Regions from separate parts of the Homo sapiens genome. Here all the other regions are linked to region 3. The links are chromatin contacts, found by Hi-C in ENCODE. All regions are on one chromosome and are shown on one strand. Each heading gives the region's core, a stretch centred on a gene start or an enhancer-like site at or near the end of the contact. The rest is flanking DNA. Distances are from core to core; before and after follow the strand shown.

The links. A loop is a pair of places that touch in the nucleus more often than their neighbours do. Pooled maps may share reads with other maps.
Region 1: a map with no recorded cell type shows a loop between it and region 3 (4-fold over the local background). The contact joins the enhancer-like site here to the promoter of ARHGAP42 in region 3. A Hi-C loop is called at or near these places in 2 of 37 single-sample maps with no recorded cell type and 4 of 50 pooled maps.
Region 2: a loop to region 3 is called in a map with no recorded cell type, with 6 times the contacts of the local background. The contact joins the promoter of TMEM123 here to the promoter of ARHGAP42 in region 3. A Hi-C loop is called at or near these places in 2 of 37 single-sample maps with no recorded cell type and 6 of 50 pooled maps.

Annotation. Positions count from the first base shown.
Region 1 is chr11:102,559,468-102,562,167 of GRCh38, forward strand. No RefSeq gene overlaps it. Among named protein-coding and RNA genes, the nearest start is that of MMP7, 30 kb to the left of the region's middle. Within about 2 kb of position 1,389, at least 13 of the 41 ENCODE cell types and tissues checked have a DNase peak (open chromatin) inside an H3K27ac peak, as active enhancers do.
Region 2 is chr11:102,451,416-102,454,115 of GRCh38, forward strand. TMEM123 (transmembrane protein 123) reads right to left here and starts at 1,350. Exons shown (of 5, transcript NM_052932.3): 1 at 1,109-1,350. The coding sequence starts at 1,208. It overlaps TMEM123-DT (TMEM123 divergent transcript), which reads left to right and starts at 1,504. Exons shown (of 2, transcript NR_135053.1): 1 at 1,504-1,634. RefSeq lists enhancers at 354-403, 584-873, 1,604-1,713 and a silencer at 1,194-1,483.
Region 3 is chr11:100,686,003-100,688,702 of GRCh38, forward strand. It overlaps ARHGAP42 (Rho GTPase activating protein 42), which reads left to right and starts at 1,286. Exons shown (of 24, transcript NM_152432.4): 1 at 1,286-1,830. The coding sequence starts at 1,677. It overlaps ARHGAP42-AS1 (ARHGAP42 antisense RNA 1), which reads right to left and starts at 1,953. Exons shown (of 2, transcript NR_133571.1): 1 at 1,631-1,953. RefSeq lists silencers at 656-950, 1,001-1,190, 1,491-1,660 and enhancers at 887-1,597, 1,311-1,360, 1,681-2,050.

The DNA.
Region 1 (2,700 bases), core at 139-2,638, 1.9 Mb after region 3:
AAAAATTGTCTTAGAGTTGTTCTCTTCCTGGTATGGATACCTTTACTAATAGAAATTTTCTTTGTAAATGTAAATTTTCCTTACAGAAGGGGAAGTTTATACATTATTTTAAACAGGTGAGGGGGAAGTGAAGAGCTTTTTCTGCATTGGCTGTTTCTTAATTTACTTTAGCTTGAAATAAGCAATATGCCAAGTGGCATATTTTGAGGGTAGCATGTTTTGAACCCCTTCAGTAGAAAACATAATCCAGAGGTTATGATTTTATAGCTCTTTACGACATTAGCCGGTTTTGCTCTGTTGGGAGGAAAACTTTCCCCTAACCCTCTTAGGTTTGAATGGTCTAGGCCTTTGGATTAACTAAGAATAGATTAACAGAACAAAAGTTTTTGTGCCTACAGAAGTACTCAGTAATGAGTAACTTGTTTAGTAGCCAGAGATAAAGGTTTGTATTCCAATTTAGCAAAAATGGAGGGGAGGTTTAGGGCATCAATAGGAAAGTATGAAAGGCTCTATTTGGCTTTTTGATGCTAATAGGCAGCTAAATTCATACTTCCTGGTGCTGAGTGTCAGTATTTTCTGAAACAGGAAACTCCCTGGGTGAAGGGGTGTGGGTAGTGTCAAAGGCAGGTGTATTTTTGGGAGTACCTGCATAAGTGTAGATAATGTTTTATTTTTATTTTTTGGTGATTGTAGATTAAGATGTTCTCAGTTTAAAATAATTTTTATACCACTTTGGTGAGCTGTTAATCTACCCAGTATCTAATTTAGCAATCTTATTTTAGCATCTTTTCTTTTACTAATTCGATACACCAGTCTTGCATATACTTCTTTAAACAGCCTTTACCATCCTAATGGTTCCCTCATTAAGTTTAAATATTTGAAATGTGCTCACTATGTATTCTCATAAATATATTTTTGAACATTAAAAAGTTTATACTTTGGCAATTTTCTATACTTTTTCATTCCTAGTACACAGTAGTTCTCTTACATATGCATGTATTAGCCTTTTGTTAGTTTATAATATCATCATTATGGGAAAAGTATTCTGAGTTCTGAAGAGCCAATGAAGAAAGTTTTGAAACACACCCGATTTTAACTTGGGGACTGTCTGTACTATATTTTTTAATAGTCTGTGGTTTCGTGTTCTCTGGTACTTAAATTCCTAAGCTTTACTGCCTTGAAGTTCTTGGCACACCATAGGCAGATTAGCCACGTGGTCATGTTTTGGAGTTTGGGTTGTGTTAGAAGTTTGGGTTCTGTTAGAAGAATAATTAAATCTTAGGCAGAAATTGGCTGACTTCCTAATAGGCAAGGTTAAGTCTCATGATGCTAGGCTACTAGGCAGGGTTTCTTGGCATGACAGCTATTACATTGAAGTACTTGACAGTTTTCGTTGTAAAGAACATTCTTATTTATAAAGTAGCTCCCTCATATTTGTGGTTTCACTTTCTGCAGTTTCAGTTACGGTCAACCGCAGTAGGTTATTTTTATGAACATAAGATATTTTGAAAGAGAGAGACAGAGAGAAAGAGACCACATTCAAATAACTTTTATTACAGTAAATTGCTATAATTGTTCTATTTTAATATTAATTATTGTTAATCACTTACTGTGTCTAATTTATAAATTAAACTTTATCCTAGGTATGTATATATTGGAAAAAAATAGTATATATAGGATTTGGTACTATCCCCCCACTGCAAGCACCTACTGGGAGTCTTGAAATGCAACCCTTGTGAATAAAGGGGGACTGCTGCACCTCACTAAATTCTCACCTGGTAAATTTAACCTAGTGTTCTTTTATTCCCTCCTCAGTGGAATTTTGACACTTGGTTGTGATATTTTATGAAAAAGCCCTATTCAAATAATTTTTGGTGCAGTTATGAAATGGATCGCCAATTTTATTTTTTCCTCCTTCCTTCTTTTCCTTCTCTGTGGTATTTTAAAATATTTCACAAAACTAGTGTATAGAATATTAACACACTTTACAGATGATAACTTTTAGTCACAGCATCCTCAGTTTGGAAACCTGCTGAATAATATTGTTCATATGATGACAAGTTTGAAATGAAGGCACATTATTTTGAATGGCTGTGTCCTATGGCCCAGGGTTACCGAAAATGTGGTCCATGGGCCAAGGCCTGCCTGCAAACTGTTTACTACCTGTCTGTAATGAGATTTCTACAGAACTTGAAAGCATTTGTAAACTTTTGTAAGCAATTTCTCAGAGTAATTTTATGTCTGTTGAATAAACTTACAATGTTTTCCTAAGAGAAGGATGTGGTTTGTCACTTGCTGTTTCTTCTCCTCCTTCTTACTTTCTTCCACTCCTCTTTCTCTTTCTCCTGTTACTGTTACTGCCCCTGCTGCTCATCTTCTCTTTCCTGACTTTATTCTTTGTCTTCTTATTCTTCTTTTTGCCTTCCTTTCCCCCTCTTCCTGCTCCTTGTGATTCTTCTCCCTTGTCCTCCTCCTCCTCCTCTAGATATGAAAGTCCACTATATTCACACAAGGTATGTAAGTAATTGTTCCTTTCAGTTACCTTGAGGAGAACTAATTAATTTAAAATATTATTTTAAACACCACCTTTATCTTATAGCTCCAGTGAAAAACTGCATTTTGTAACCTACATTTTTTTTATGGAATAAATTCCAGTTTTTCAGCTTGATTTTCAGGATCTTTCCAATGTAAGCCCAATAT
Region 2 (2,700 bases), core at 100-2,599, 1.8 Mb after region 3:
AAAAACTTCAGCAAAACAAAGAAAAATTGTTAATTCACCCAGGTTATTCCAGAAAAAGCAAGTGTTGTGCCTGAACCTTCCAGATTTACAAACTGCCTTTTTCTTTTGCTGGATAAAACGAACCTAAGGCTAACATATACAGTGGATGGATAGAACTTAAAACCATGAAAACCTTGGGTTACTTAACTTATCCTAGTTTACTGACCATTACCTAGGGACCTGACTTCTCTAACAGTTGACAAAGGAAAACAGTATTTACACAACAAATCCCAACTTCCTGGTTTCATCCAAAAAGGGCTGTTTGAAGTCTCCAAAGGGCCAAGGGCCTAAAACGAAACAAATTCCGCCCTACACAGAAAAGCAAAGTCAACATCATCCTGTTACGACCTTACTAGCGACGACAAGGGCCACCGGCGACCGTGCAGCTGTGCCCTTAACGCTGCGCAGCTGCCGCGCGCCTCGGCCGGGTGTTTATGGCACACGAGGGGTGGAGAGCGCCCCGCCATGGGGGCGGCCGCCTCAACTACCGCGAGGGCGGGGCGCGCTCCCCAAAAGCTCCCAACTAGCTCCAAGAGCCCCGAAGTCTAACTTCGAGCGTCAGGGGGACCTAAAGATTGTAATTCATCTGGATAATACTGCATAATATTAGACGCTGAAATGCCTGGGGGACGCTTGAAAAGCTCCCCGACTAACTGGGAGACGTTTCCGCGGGCCTAGGTAGACATATTTTTCAACTCAGCTAATCTTGTTTACAAACGGAAGCCTTAGAAACTCTAACCTCGGCAAACATTAACTTCAGGGAAAGGCTGTAAAAACCAACTTGCGGTAACTCAACAGGTTATGCGCACCCGTCCCGGCCTGCGACCGCCGCATCCAAAAAGCGAGAGGGGAAGCACCAGGCAATTTCCTCAGCAGGCGGCCCCGGGGCCAGCGGGTGACTGGTCCAAACCTCAGTTTCCCCCACCCCGCCCGGTCACCTCTGGGTCCGCCCCGAGCGTTCGGCCAGACACACGCGGAACTTTCTGTACCAGAGCCCAACTTGGGAACCCAAGCCTCGGCAGCGCGCTGCCTCCCACGAACGGGGCTGACGACCCCCGCAGCCACTTACCCGCCATGGCTGCGCTTTCATGGGCGGCCCCCAGCAGCGCTAGCACCTGCAGCGTCCCCAGGAGCAGCGCGGCCCAAGCACCTCGCGCGCCGAGTCCCATTGTTCCGAGGGCAGGATGCGGCAGCCTCGTGGGCTCCCAGCCGAGGTGGCGGCGGCGAGAGCGGCTCCTCTGCGCAGCCGGCGCCGGCTCCGCTTCCCCTTCGGCCGCGCACGTTTCCCCTCCCGCCGCTTGCCCCCCGAATGACCAAATAGGGCGCAGGAGCGGGGCCTGGAGGGGGCGTCGCGTGCGCAGCCGGGGCGGCGGGGCCGGGCTGGGTGGCGCGGGGGCGGGCTCGGGGTTCTGGGCGTGGCGACTCGGCTCGCGGCCTCCCTCGCAGGCGCGCGCTTGGGAACCCCAGAAACCGCGAGCCGTTTCCTTTCTCTTCGGAAATGGCAGTTTTGTTGTCCTGGATGAAGGCGAGCGCCGCTGCCTCCCTGAATGCTGAGCACGCTGGCTTCGCGGTGCCCGGAAGGAAGCCTTTGAAGAGTAGTTTTGCGGGCAGGGAGGGGACAGGGGTGCGTGCGACTCAGAGTGAGAGGGAGGAGTTGCAGGGCAAAGGCGGGAGGAGGGGGAGATTCTGGAGAGGAACTTGAGGGGATGGGATTCACTCTAAGGAGTCCTGGGCGGTCGGAGCTTTCCCCTCGCGTGACCCAGCCTAAGGGGGAAGTGGAGAAAAACAGCTCGACAGATTTGTTGCTTAAATTCAAACGTAAAACACCTACGATCTTCTTATCCCAGTTGTACTTCATCTTCTCCACGGGTTCCCTGTATCTCTGATTAAGACACGAGATTAGTGGAGTGGGCGGGTGGGGGCGCGCGCAGGAGTTGGTAGCAACTCTCAGTGAAATACAGTAGAGCCATGGAAAGCGGGGGCTGCATTAATCCAACCAGCCTTTTCTCTCCTTGTGCCCTGCTGTCCCAGTTCAGATGAAATGGCCAGTTTTGAACAGTTTTTGGCTGAGTTCCTTTTAAACCCTTGGAGCCAATGCTAATCACTTGTCTTGACTTGAAGTGCTTGTAAAGTCTGCATTTTCATCGTGCTCAGAACTCTGAAGTGACATAGCTACCTGTGGCTAATGCATGAGAATAACAAAGGCTGAGTCCTGGCTTGGGTGGGAACCCTCAGCTGAAGTAGAAGACTGAAGGATCCAAGGAACCTAAAATCACAGTGAATCCCCACCTGCAAAGGTCTTAATGTTGCAGATCTTTGGCACCTGAGCCAGATTTCATCACATAAAGGCCACATTGCAGTTAACTTTTGAAAACTGTGTTATGAGAGGTAGAACTTTCTCATGTCAGGCAAATCCATCATTACAGAGGTCTGACTGGTCCTAGAGATTAACTGAGACAATCTGTCCTAAATTTACAGAGACTTCCATCTGTGGATTCAGTCAGCCAACCTGCAAATGTTTCCCCTGCAGCTTATCATGGACAAAAAGCAAGCATTGCACATTTCGATTTTGGTTATTCTATTTAACTGGGGAATCTGGTTTAGGAATAAACCGTTCTGGTGACTACCCCATTATCCAAGCATTTCCCAATCTAGGCCCAA
Region 3 (2,700 bases), core at 36-2,535:
TATTTTTTAGTAGAAACTGGGTTTCACCGTGTTGGCCAGTATGGTCTCCAACTCCTGACCTCAAGTGATTCTCCTGCATCAGCCTCCCAGAATGCTGGTATTACAGGCGTTAAGTCACTGCGCCTGGCCCATACTGTTTACATTATCTTATCTGTTTTAGGTTTACATGTTATTTTTAATGTTCCTGTACATTTAAAAAATTGAAACCAAGAATCTTGACTGGCTCTGAAACTTAATTGGGAAAAATGTAAAGCACTTTAGTGGAATTTTTCCCATGATCTGTAGAATAGTTTTTAAACAGATGGTTCATATGGACAAAGCAATGAAAATGCAGAAATTAAAAGCAGATCCTTAAGAACAATATCCGAGTTCTCAGAAATCCTATAGATGATGTCAGGACGAGATGTAAAGCAGTCGTTTCTTTTGCTGTCAAGGTTTTAAGAGAACAGAAATTTATTAGGTGAACCTCCACCGGAGGAAGGATAAAGCCTGTGGGTAGGAGTTAACTATTTATTTCAAACTCCAGTCCACTTCAACAATTTGAAAATTTTCCCGCTCCTAGGACAATTCCATCCAGGTGCCAATAGGAGATACTACTATTGTGATGCAAATAGGTATTCTACTAGAAGTAGGAGCACGTAAGCAGAGTGAGGATGACTTGAAAAATCGTCCCACCTTCCCAGCTATGGAGTGGGGGCAGGGGGAAGAAACACCTCCAGGCTGGATCATTGAAGCTGAGGGGTGGGAGAGCGACGGGACAATTTTTCAACGTGGAATTCAAATGCATTCGGTGGGGAAGTGTGAAGTAAAATCTAAACGAACGCTAGACAGTAGTATCTTCCATCTACGCTTCAAAATACTCAGACTTTAGGGAAACTTAACGTTGGTTTTTCTCCCAGAGAATTGTAGGGAGTGGGTGGAGGGGACACTGTTAGGGGAGGTATATTGGGAGTCAGATCCTTTTGTGGAGCGAGGGACCCCGAAGTGTCACCAAGGGCTAGCCGAAACCAGGGGCCCAAGAGGGGACAGGGCTAACACCCCAGCCAAGGCCGGAGCGCAAGCGCGGGGCTGCAGCGCGGGGAGCCCTGGAGCCCAGTGCGGGCGGACGGGTGGGGCAGGAGGGCAAAGGGGCGAAGGGGCGGGGTGGCGCTGGGTGGGAGCGCGGCGGCGGGGAGGAGGGTCTGGGAGCCCGGGTGCGATTTGCAAGCGCTCTGAGCCTGCGTCCGCCGAGGGGGAGGGTTTCCCCAGCCCGGCCGGAGTTGCGGCTGTGCGCTGCTTCTGGCTCACAACGCCGACGACTGTCAAGAGAGTTGGGGAGTGGAACTGCCGGAAGTGTCTGCGCGCCGTGAGAGAAACTTTCCTGCTCCGGCCGCGGCCCGGAGCCTCGCCGCCCCCGCGTTCCGAACGACGATGCGTCCAGATGACAACAACCTGAGGGGACTCGCGCCTCGGCCCGCCGCCCGCGCCTGCGCTCGCCTAGCCTCGGGGGAGGAAGACTGAGCCCGGCGCAGGCGGCGCGGCGCTCGGGGCCCGTTTCCTCCGCGCAATCAGTCCCCTCGCGTCCCGGCGCCTTCCCCGCGATCGCGCGACCCCAGCGCCCGCCGCGGCCGCCGGCTGCCCCCGCCCTGACCTCCGGCCCGGACGTGTCCGCGGCCGCCGCTGGCAGCGCCTGTGCCATGGGGCTGCCCACTCTGGAGTTCAGCGATTCCTACTTGGACAGCCCAGATTTCAGGGAGCGCTTGCAGTGTCACGAGATTGAGCTGGAGCGAACCAACAAGTTCATCAAGGAGCTCATTAAGGACGGCTCTCTGCTCATTGGGGCGTTGAGGAGTAAGTAGGGCTGGCGGGGGAGTGGACACCCGCATCTGGAGAGTCCCCGCGGGGTGCGGGTCCGAAGGGTGGGTTGGAGGAGTCGGAGCTTCTTTTGTTTGAATGGATTTGGGGACAAAAGCTGAAGAGCTCCCCTGCTGGTGGCCAACAAAGTTTGTTCTTGAGGTGTTCTTTACTTACTCACATGTCTACAGGGATGGGGAAAGTTCTCTACAGGGCACTGGAATATATCCTGAGGAAAGTCGTTCAAAGTCATCTCGTTGTGTAATGCTCCTAGGAAGATGTTGGGGACTTTAATTTTTTTTTTTTAATTTATTGTGTCTATTAATAGTTTGAACTAAAAAAGCCCTTAAGGGGGGAATCAAGAGTTTGTCTTAAAGATAAAATTAGGCTAGTTTAGTGATATTGAAAGAAAATTATTAATGTCTCTCATACGTCAGTGGCTCTTCATTGGACACAGTCATTGAGTTGGCTTTTTAAAAAGCATACATTTGCAGTTTTGCCATTTTGTAAGATAATGGAAGACAGCAAGGCACCAGTGCATTTTAACTCTGCAAGTTTTCTGTGCGTCTTAGTTTTGGTTTGCATTGTGTGGGTGTTGGGTGTGTCATTGGGATGAAAGTTAAGGGGTTAAAGGCCAATCAGAACTTTTGATGATCTGTAGAATATAAAGACTGTTATAGTCTATAATATAGGGCTTCTTCCACCTCCTTTCCCATACACCTCTTGATCAAATTTTCCTTCCTCCTTTTATCCTCTGGATCTTAGCTTTCAATTCCTAAGACCTAAGAGTATCTGAAACTGAAGAGTTTCTCTTACAGAGAATTGAGCACAATTACATGATATGGCTTGTTACCTTTCCCAGGAGGT